Regions from separate parts of the Mus musculus genome. Here region 2 is linked to region 1. The links are chromatin contacts, found by Hi-C in ENCODE. All regions are on one chromosome and are shown on one strand. The core of a region is the stretch at or near the end of the contact, and the rest is flanking DNA. Distances in the headings are between cores, read along the strand shown. Region 1 holds the start of Bhmt (betaine-homocysteine methyltransferase). Region 2 holds the start of AW495222 (expressed sequence AW495222).

Evidence for each region. A loop is a pair of places that touch in the nucleus more often than their neighbours do.
Region 2: a loop to region 1 is called in a map of mouse embryonic stem cell, with 2.0 times the contacts of the local background. The contact joins the promoter of AW495222 here to the promoter of Bhmt in region 1. A Hi-C loop is called at or near these places in 5 of 37 maps with a recorded cell type or tissue (mouse embryonic stem cell and mouse trophoblast stem cell).

Annotation. Positions count from the first base shown.
Region 1 is chr13:93,635,458-93,640,760 of GRCm38, reverse strand. It overlaps Bhmt (betaine-homocysteine methyltransferase), which reads left to right and starts at 3,003. Exons shown (of 8, transcript NM_016668.3): 1 at 3,003-3,297. The coding sequence starts at 3,265.
Region 2 is chr13:93,716,946-93,722,248 of GRCm38, reverse strand. It overlaps AW495222 (expressed sequence AW495222), which reads left to right and starts at 3,074. Exons shown (of 3, transcript NR_045086.2): 1 at 3,074-3,365. Dmgdh (dimethylglycine dehydrogenase precursor) reads right to left here. Exons shown (of 16, transcript NM_028772.3): 13 at 4,537-4,694; 14 at 1,631-1,690.

The sequences.
Region 1 (5,303 bases), core at 1,754-4,253:
TACACACACACACACACACACACACACACACCCTTCAGCAGAGGCTGAAAAGTGTACAAATCAGATGTATGTAGCACACTGAGCATGGCGTGGATGGTACACAGGAAGGGGTGAATGCCCTGCACAAAGGAATCACAGTTTCCTTCTTAATAAATACTGGCTTTGTCAAAAGAAACATGGACATTGGCTACACTTCTGTCACCAGTTTGCAAAGAGCTCTACACAGGTGTCAAATGTTACTAAACCCTGTATTAAAATACAAAGCATCTTCAATAGTTTAGAGCTCAGAGACTCATGGTTTATAATAATAGTTTTAAAAGATCTGAGAAAAGTCAGTTTCACATTTAATTGCTTCATTTATTCAGTCATTCATTTATTTTTCTAAGAGTCACTTGAGGTCAAATCCAGAGCTTCCTTGATGCATGCAAGGCAAGCACTGTGCCATGTAACTACACCTCAGCCCCTACTCCATTTAAAAGGAAATCCCAACTAAACCGGAGATGAAGGCCCCCGACATTTGCCACCTACATATTGATAAGAAGGTCATTAACATTGATGAGGGACACTGTCTACTTCCTCTTTGGGGTACACAAAGAAGGGGGTGTTCTTCATCTCTAGCTCCATGCACAGTGTCGAAAATCCCCGCCTTACAGGCCTTCATGTTTGCCAAGTGGGATTTAATAAATGTTTCTGAGGTTCTGGGCAGATCAAAGCCAGAACAATAATCTCTCTTTTTGAGGTTATGAAACTCAGGAATTAAATTTCCAGATCGAACCCTCCTCTCTCTTGGGATTTATTTTTAACTCTGAACATTTTGCACTAGGCAAGGACTTCAACCATTTGACCTCCCTCATCTTGTCTCGTTGTGGAAGCAGAGATCAAAGAACACAGGCATTCTCCCAAGACCTGCCTATTACAGAGCATGCTGCCATGGACTTAGTTCTTTGGGATCAGGGCAAAGGAACTGGAGATGTGCTGATTGTAAGAGTTCTTCCCATCTGCCTGTAGGGATGCACAGCCCTGTGGGGAAATAAATAACAACCTGGAGAAGACACATCTGATGCCTGGGCACCATAGCACTCAGCAAACTGTGGGTTTAGTATCCAGCGTGGAAACGGCAGGTGGATGGCATTTCCATAGACCTAGTTGAGGGCTGGAAGAAAAGGTATAAAAATCTTTCAGCAGCTGCCTATGAATCATGTGGGGAAAGGAGAAGTCAGTGAGCATTCAGAGAACAAAGAATCCCCACATTCACATACGAATTCTAATAAACATGCTTATTCTGAAATGGACATAGCATTTCCCCAGAAAGTTGGTGGGCTGATCAGAGTAGTTATTTCCTGGGCTAGGAAAGATGGCTCAGCAGGGAAGAGCACCCCCTGCTTTTCCAGAGGACTTGGCTTGGATTCTCTAAAGCTCCAGGGCATCTGATATGTGACTGGTTCTTCACGGTCACCTGCACTTGTGTGCACACATGCATGCTCATATACATAATTCTAAGTCTTCTTTTTTTTTTAAAGATGGTTTTATCCAGAGCAAGGACTTGAATTTGCAACAGCAGCTAGGACAATCTTTTTTTTTTTTAATTGCTGTATGATTATATTATTTACTAAAACTTCATGATTTGTTTCCAATTTAAATCTACTAGGTTTTGTTTGTTTGTGCATTGCCATTTTGCCTGCATATATGTCTGTGTGAGGGGAGGATATCAGATCCCCTGGAACTGGAGTTGCAGACAGTTGTGAGCTGCCATGTGAGTGCTGGGTATCAAACCCGAGTCCTCTGGAAGAACCGCTAGTGCTCGTAACCACTGAGCTATCCTTCTAGCCCAAAGCTACTAGTTTAAAATCCCCACTGTTTTGTAGGGTCTGGATATGTGTGTAAACCCAGGTAAAGCCCTCTAGTGCCTGGAGTCCCCAGTGTAGTGCACCAATATCGGCTATTACTGCTATAGACAGCAAGGGCATTCATTAACTATTACTTACTTAGCTTCTCCAGGACATTAGTGGGGGAAGATGTGGACCCTGCCAAAGATGGCATTAATGTACTGTGAATGTACCTCGTTCTTCCAGACTCCTGATAGTGTATAGGGTTGATGGATGGGGGTGGCGGGAGGGGCAGTAAAATATTGTCTGTCACTTGAATTAATTTCAATATATCTTTTCTCTCTTTTTTTCCATTTTTAAGTTTTTACATATTTATCAGAGGGAAATGGACTTGTAAAAAAGCTGTCTCATTGTATATCATTCATACATCACTTTAAACTTTTACCAATGTGTTGTCTGCTACTGTAATTTCTTCTGCATGTGTGCAATTGAGACCATTGTTCCGCAGGAGGAAAATAGCCTCCAGTGCTTATTTGTTGTCTTTAAGTATTTACTAATATGTTGGGCAGTTTTTGTAGGTGAGATCTCTAGTGTTTTTATATCATCGTGTTTTTTTTTTAAATATTTAGGGAATTATCATGAATCGCCAAAGGTTAAACACCTTTTTACATCAGCAGTCCGCTGCGCTCCACTGCACTGGAGGCTGCTTCTGGTTCCTCTGGGGTTTGCTTCGCTTTGGTTTTTCATGTGGAGCTTTAAGATCTTCAGGATCTTTTCCATTTTGCCTTTTACTTGTTAGACACTGTGCTTGTTAGATGGTGCCACGGTTACCAGAAACCGCCAAAAGCCTGCCTGTAAGGTCACTGAGAACAAACCCACTACTTGGAGGATTGGCACTGAGCGCTTCTGCAAAGGGCAAGTTATGTTACTTGTGCCAGATGTAGGTCATGCAGTTTACACTCTGTGCCAAGTTCTTGCCGGGCATCGCATCCTCATGCAATGATCTTGTATCTTCGCCTTTGTCAAATATTTGGTCACTGAGTGGAATTCTTGGGGGTATGGTCTGGCAGCTTAAGTGGGTCATGGATACCTGACCCCAGATCAAGGTCAGAGGCCTGCTATTGGACAAAGGTCAGTGTGCAGACGAGCTAGCAGCGACCTCAGTATTTTTTTCTTATCTTAACTTCGCGTTTCCACCCATCTAGGAGACCAATCTCGACTTCTCCTCCCACAGGCAGCTTCCCAGCTAGCCCCTGGCCTAATTCAAAGGCTGGTGGGCGTGTTCCCTGCCTGAGGCCATGTGTTGGACCTGGCCAAGGCTAGGGAACTCTAGCTGCTGTATAAAGAGACCAGCAGCGGCCCAGCAGCACAGACTTTGCTGGGAACAGCTACCCTCCAATCCGCAGCTGTGTTCAGCGCCACTCACTACACCGGAAAGATGGCACCAGTTGCTGGCAAGAAGGCCAAGAAGGTGAGTGTGCAGGGAGCCGGAGAGAGCTCTCAATACACCATCAGCTGGGTACCCCCAATGTCAGCAAGCGCAGAGAGGTGCTTGGAGCCTGGCTGTGGCCCAGCATCCTTCTAGTTGGCAGTGTTAGGTCAAAAGGGGCACTCAGAACTTTGAGTTCTGACTGGGGGTTTCTTCTAACAATAGTGTATTCTATATGGTCTCTGGCCCTCCTGCACTTCTGGCTCCACCTTGGACCTATCTGTGGAGTGACACAAGGCACAAGACAGCCACTTTGGATGTCAGGGTGCTCCCTTCAGCCCATCAGACTCAACCCTTCATGAGTGCAGCACCCCTAAAGACCAGAGAAATATCCCAGAGAAGCTGCTCATGGATCCAGGGGTGCAATTTCCCACAGTGGGAGTTGGCTCTGGCTGGTGGCTTGCCGGGTGCAGGAGGGGCAGGCAGCTGCAGAGCCGGCCCGATTGCCTTACGGTTTCAGAAACAAATAAGTAGAATGGTTTTAAGACGCTGAGGAAGGACTGTTCACAGAATTCTAAAAAAACAAAATGCCTGCTGGACCCAGGAGGTCAGTCCAAATCTGACCTTCTGTGTTAGGGGATGTAGGCATAGATGGGGATAATATACTTGGATCTGATATCAAACCCAGGCACACAAGACCTCAGGAGGTGGCTGGGAGACAGATGGAGCCAGGCTGACCATAACCCTCAGTTCTCCCCTGCTGGGGAACCACCTGAGTGTGCCCAGTTTGTAAAGGGACAAACACCAATTCAAAAAGACATCTATGGGAGGGGGAGGAAGAAAGCTAACCCTGTTAAAATGTAAACACCATGCCCCTGAGGGAGACTTCATGCCAGTGTGTGAGAAGGGTATGTGAGTCAAGTAAGGTTTCAATTACTGCCAGTCCATAGATTTACTAAATGATGTCCCCTGAAGACTACAAAGATGGCTTATCACACCACACACACACACACACACACCTCTTCTTTGATCCCATTTGTAAAACCATGGATTCTAATCCACTTCCCAAATTCAAGTTTACAAATGTCACCAGCCTCTCTACTAGGGGCTGATGGGGCATGGATGAAATCCCAGCACTCAGGAGAAAGAGGCAAGAGGTTCAGAGTTCAAGACCAGTCTAGGCTACACAGTGCTACAATGTCTGAAAACACAATACAGTGGGGGGAGGGGCAAGATGGGGGAATTTTTAGAGAATTATCAAGAACAGAATTGAGTGGCATAAGGGCACCTCCCCAATACCTCTGTTTCCATATAAATGTTAAAAAACGAGGGCTAGGCCGGGCGTAGTGGCGCACACCTTTAATCCTAGCACTTGGGAGGCAGAGACTGGTGGATTTCTGAGTTCAAGGCCAGCCTGGTCTACAAAGTGAGTTCCAGGACAGCCAGGGCTACACAGGGAAACCCTGTCTCGAAAAACAAACAAACAAACAAACAAAAACGAGGGCTACAGCTATACAGAGAAACCCTGTCTCAAAAAAACCAAAAAAAAAAAAAAAAATTAAAAAAACCTAGGGCTATAGTATGCATTTAAAAGATATGACAAGGACACTTATTAATTGCAAAATAAAATCTGGATAAAATAAAAAGAACAGCATCTGCAACATTTTGATATACATTCTGCTAGTTGTCCAGGCAAATATATGCTTTAAAAGAATAAGCTGATGTTAAATATGTTCTTTTAATAATTTACATACACACACACACAAAGCTTTTCATAGTGCATCCCACTGTTTAATTTAGAAACAAACAAAAAAAATTCTGAGATTTAGGGAATTAAAAGCTAGTAGAATCTAAGTGTATGCTGACATAATCACTTCACAACATGATTACCATGATAAGGAAACTACCCCTATTTCCAAAGATCAGATTCCTGGCTATGCTGTGTGCTAAAATATCGTGTACTAAACTTGAAATTGTGTTCAATGAGATACGTTAATTGCCACTGTGTCACTATTTGCACTGGAAGTGAGTCATAGCTATTTATAGGA
Region 2 (5,303 bases), core at 1,825-4,324, 81 kb before region 1:
GATCCCTCCTGGGGCCGGCAGCAGAGAGCTAGGTGCTTGGAGGAGTCAGACATTTTTATCTTTATTTTAAACAGTCAAATTCAGACTTCTGTCACCACAAGGAGCAATCTGCTGCTAGGAGCTGCTCAAATTCCAAGCACCTGCTTTCCCTCATCTAGAGACAGATGGCACATCATAAAAATAAAAGCCAGGGAAAATGCACAGGAAAGATGGATTCCTTTAAGAATTCTTTAAATGGGGTCCTTGCCCCCCGAAGTCAAGCACAACAAGTACACACATTTCCTGTTAATACTTCAGCTGGGAATTTGGGAGCTGATGCCAAGCATTAAAAAAGTTCCCATAGCCCGATTTATAGACACAAGCTCACATATTCCCACGGGAGAGGAAACCAGCCTAGAGCTCAGAAACATGGCGGTGTATTTGGAGAATCCTAACCAGTAGCCTGACAGCAGCTGTTCCTCCTAACCTTGCCACCATCACCTACTTAGGCAAGTCCTTTTACATTCTTTCATGTGACTCTGAAGCTCTGAAGCACTGCTCAGTGGCATGACCTTATTTCCATGTGTAGGGCTGGCTCCAACGGGCAGGGCCACAAAGAAATGGCCTCCAATGATATAAGTTTCCACAGTAGTTATGCAGCACCGGTGGGGTTTCTCGACTCTTAGGAACCCCCGTAGGGTTTATTAAAACACAGCTTTGTTGTCCAGGCTCCCCGAAATTCTGCTTTTAGTGAGTCTAGGGTTGGACCTGAGAATTGACATTTCTAACAAGTTTACAGATGAGACTGAGCCTGGTGGGCTGAGGACCACTGATGTAGAGTGTCCCTTTGGCATATCGATGTGAATAATAGTTCTCTGGACCTGTGTTGGCCTCCTCAGTAAATACACACTTGGTACTGGGCACGTTGGAAACACATCTTGTGTTTACATTTAGATGTTATCATTAGACGCAAAACTGAATCATAAACCCCTGCTTAACCCAATGTGGCGAGGCTCTTCTATCCTTTAAGCATCCAGGGAAAGTCAATGTCCTTACTGCTTGCTTAGCTGACGCGCAACCTCACCAGCCACCAGGGGTGGCTGATACACACACAACATACATGCAGCACAATTTCTATAAAGATGCCTGTTGAAATCTGTTAATCATCTTGTGATTTTTACTAACTTTCACCTTGGGTTTTAGTCTTCTTTTAACTATTTTTAAAAAATTTTATGTGCATCGGTGCTTTGCCTGCATGCATGTCTGTGTGAGGGTGTGGGATGCCCTGGAACTGGGATTACAGATAATTGTGAGGTGCCACGTGGGTGCTGGGACTTGAACCCAGGTTCTCTGAAAAATGCAGTCAGTGCTTTTAACCACTGAGCCATCTCTCCAGCGCCTTGGGTTTTAAGTCTTAACCCTTAAAGAAGTTGAGTTCTGCTGCCTTACGTCTCCAGGCTCTTCCACAGTGAAGCTGATCAAATTACGGCGGATAATTCACACGGAGCATCAAGCCATGTTTAGTATTTATATTCAACTCGTTTCTTCTGTAGTCACACTTGGCTAAGTTTTAAAGAAAGCGTGGCTCTGTCGTAAAACACTGCCATCACCTTCACATTCATTTCATACACCCTGGGGAACGTAAACATACCTTATTCAGCTTCACGAAATATTCCAGCCCAGCTTCCAAGGGGTTTGTGTCACAGTTCATCTGGAAGGGAAACAGGTTTTGAATCCCAGGTGAGCCTGCTAATTTGGTTCACTGAAGAACTGCGCTGTCCTTAAAAGGACTTCAGAGAGATCTGCCTGCCTCTTCCTCCAGGTAGGGGATTAAAGGAGTTCACCACCACTCCCAGCAAGTACAGGGCGAGGGGAGATGAAGAGATTACTAAAACAGAAACAAACCCATTACCTTCACTCAGCAAATACTGGCAAACACTGGCTCCCACCTTGAGCTGATGCATAACAATGATAGAAACAGAGACATCACTTTCTTATATTAGTCTCCCCAGAATTAAGGACACTGGATGGTTTTTGAGTAAAGATTCTTTAAAAGACCAATTATGGACTAGTCTCTGAAGCAGTATTTTCCATTCAAATGAAGCCTTTGGCAAATGCTGTTATTTTTAAATATGGCAAACACAGAGACTGAACATTGGGTTGGTTTCCACTGCTCTTTTATTTTAAAGGTGTTAATGAATTTATCTGTTTTCATTGCGTGTACATGTATGTGTTCATGTCTGCGTGTGGGTGTGTGCAGGTGTGCTCTCCCAGAACTGAAGTAACGGGGCTGCCCATCGAGGATGCTGGGAACTGACCTCTGCTTCTCTGCAGGAGAAGCACACACAGTGCTCTTAACCACTGAGCCATCTCTCTGGCCTCCGATCTTTTACCTTAATAAATATTTGAAGGCTAGTACATGGTGTTTCACAAACAAGAATCTCATGTATGTTATGTAATAATTTTAATTACATAATTGTGTTTTTAAAAAAGTAACAAGTAACTTTGCTTAGCTTGCATTTAGCCATGAATGGGGGTAAAGAGGGGAAAGCAGGTGACAGAACACTGGCTTTTGCAGAGTTCTAGAAAGAAAACGGGAAGGGAGGATTAAAGCTCAGAACTAGCTGACTCGAGATAGGATGCATCAATTCAGGGGAAATCCAATATTTAGTTCTAAACCTGAATGAAGTTAGGGGGTTTTTATCACTGTTTTGTTTTTAAGGGGTTTTTGAAGATTCTAATTTATACGATGAGAACTGAGGGGAAATGAAAGAGATGAACTCAGGAGGAACTGCTAAATGTATAGAAATGGGAACAGAATACCTCGATGTACTCAGTTAAGTGTTAATGAGCAGAGGACCTTTCTGGAAGTCGGGTTTTTTGTTGTTCATTTCTTTATGGGAATGAGAACTGCCTGCTCTAACCTCCCAAAGAGTCGACATAAACTAGATAAACGTAAGACTACTTTACACCACATAAAAGTGTTCTCATATTTCCTAAATTAGTTTGAGTTACTCTGAAATTATTTTTCAGTCTGCCAAAATTAGAGATTTTTTTTTTCAGGGAAACAGAGCGACTTCGCCGATGTTTCTGCACTAGAGGGCGCTCTGGCACTGTTGGGAAAGAGGACCCTAAAATGGAGCCCAGGGAGAGGAAGCAGAAGGAAAAACAAAAAAACCAAAAACATCAGAAAAATTGAGGCTAGAATACAGCGATGTTTAACTCTCAAGGGGTGGCTTCTCTGTCCTTTTTCCTGAGCATGGGGACAAATTTGTTTTGTTTTCTGAGGGCAGCTGGCCTTGCCTGAGTCCTGGCTGTAAACTTGAGTTCGCTGCAGCAGGCAGGACCGGCTTCCTGCAAGCTTGCATCAATGAGAAGGCCCAAGGGTAAGTACCTGAGCTCTCAGGTTAACCTAGAAATTAACTGTATAGTGTGTTTGTTCGGCTCATTACTAACCATCTCTACGTCTGCGCTGATTCTTTAGGATAAATACTCCATTTTATAAGAGAGCAGGCCAGCCAGCCAAGAGTTAAGTAAAGGATAGATTTAAACCCCAGAGTCCCCACTCGGAAGCTCATGTTTACAATGGCCCCTAAAACGTCAGTTCTCTGTAAAAGTTAGGGTTTTGTTTCTCCCACAAGGTAAATAGGACCCTGGTCACAGGAATCTGGATGTTGGGGGCTCAATGAACCCAGTGAATGTATGCAAAATAAGAGTCGTGGTAAAGCTAAGTCATAGAACAAGGGCTTCTGGGAACGCGCATAGGGGCTTTATCTTGATGACAACAGTCAATGTGGGAAGACCCTTCATAATTGTGGACACCACATTCCCTGGGCAGGGGATCCTGGGTAAAGTGCAGGAAGCCAGTTAGCAGCTGTCCAGGGGCTTGCAATCATTTTAGACTATGGATGTGACATGACCAGTTCTCTCAAGCCACTGTCACTGTGACTTCCCCACTCTGAAGGACTGTAACCTGGACCTGTGAACTGAAAGAAACCCTTTCTCCCTGAATTCGCTTCTGTCAGGGTATTTTTTTCCCCCACAGAAACAGGAAGGAAACTAAGACAGAAGCAAAGCAGAATCAATGCATATAAAAATGTTGTGTAAGTGGTTAACAATTGTACACAGAGAAGCTCTTGATTCCCACTGGTGGGGAAGACTAGACCCACACACACGGGACCACTGTCCCTGTCCCTCAAAAGAAAAGGACATTAGTTCGCCTAAGGATGATTGTGAGAGGGAAATGAAACGTAACAGAGGGAAAGCAAGGATGTGAGAGGTGATACTCAGATCCTCTGGCGTGTGCCTGCCAGAAAATGTCTGGGGTTCACCACTAAGCAGGGGGAATTAAGGCAGAATAAACGTTACCCCCAAACCCAGTCAGTGCTCATCTGGAAAGCAGAGAGGCAGGGGAGTTCTTTCCCTACTCAAAGTCATTTAATGGCATTTGATTTCTCTTCTAGCTGGAACTGATAGTAGTAATGCTATGAAAACTAGTCTCCCAACATTAGATACAGTAAGGTAAGCATCCGTTAGTGAGGATGCTAGCATGCAAACCTCGGAGCCCCAGGCTCGGAAAGCCTTCTCCAGTCTCAAAGCGTTCAGGGCGTAAGTTCCAAAGTCGCCGATGCCCTCCTCCTGGCCGGCACTCATGATGCGCTCATAAAGCGTCGCAGAATCTTCTCGTCTGTGGTACAGCTCCCAGCCCAGCTCACCTGAAATGCACAGGCAGGGCCCACACAGGCATGAGAGTGGTGCTGGCAGGGCCTGCGCTCACATCCATTAACTAACACGTGTAGGAGAAAACCCCACCAGCACAAAGCAACCTTTGGTGGTCTTTAAAAGAACAGCTCACAAGGAGCAGTCAGTTCAGTGACCATTTGTGTGTAAGCCTGACTCCTGCACAGAGAGACTCCTGCACAGAGAGCAGTCAGATTCACTTTTTAGCCCGGACCCTGGCCCCATACGAGCCTCCAAAGTTTCCAGGGCAACGGTAGTAAACAACTAACACATGTTTTCACAGGGTTCGTCTGGGTATGGGAGGGCATCTGTGATCCCGACACTCAGAAAGCTGAGAGAGGTTTGTGAGCCCAGGGCCAGCCTTGGCTACTGAGACACTGTTTAAAAATAAAACACAACAAAATAACAACTTTAAAGAGGGTGAGGAGCAAGTTCAGACAGTACTTATCATGTGGGTAAGCACGAAGATCCAAGTTTGCCCGGAATTCACATTTTTAAAAAGCACACGCTGGAGGTCTGGGGCCGGGTAGGGTGCCCACAATGGCTCAATGGGTAAAGCCAGGGGCCCTCATCCGTGCAGCAGT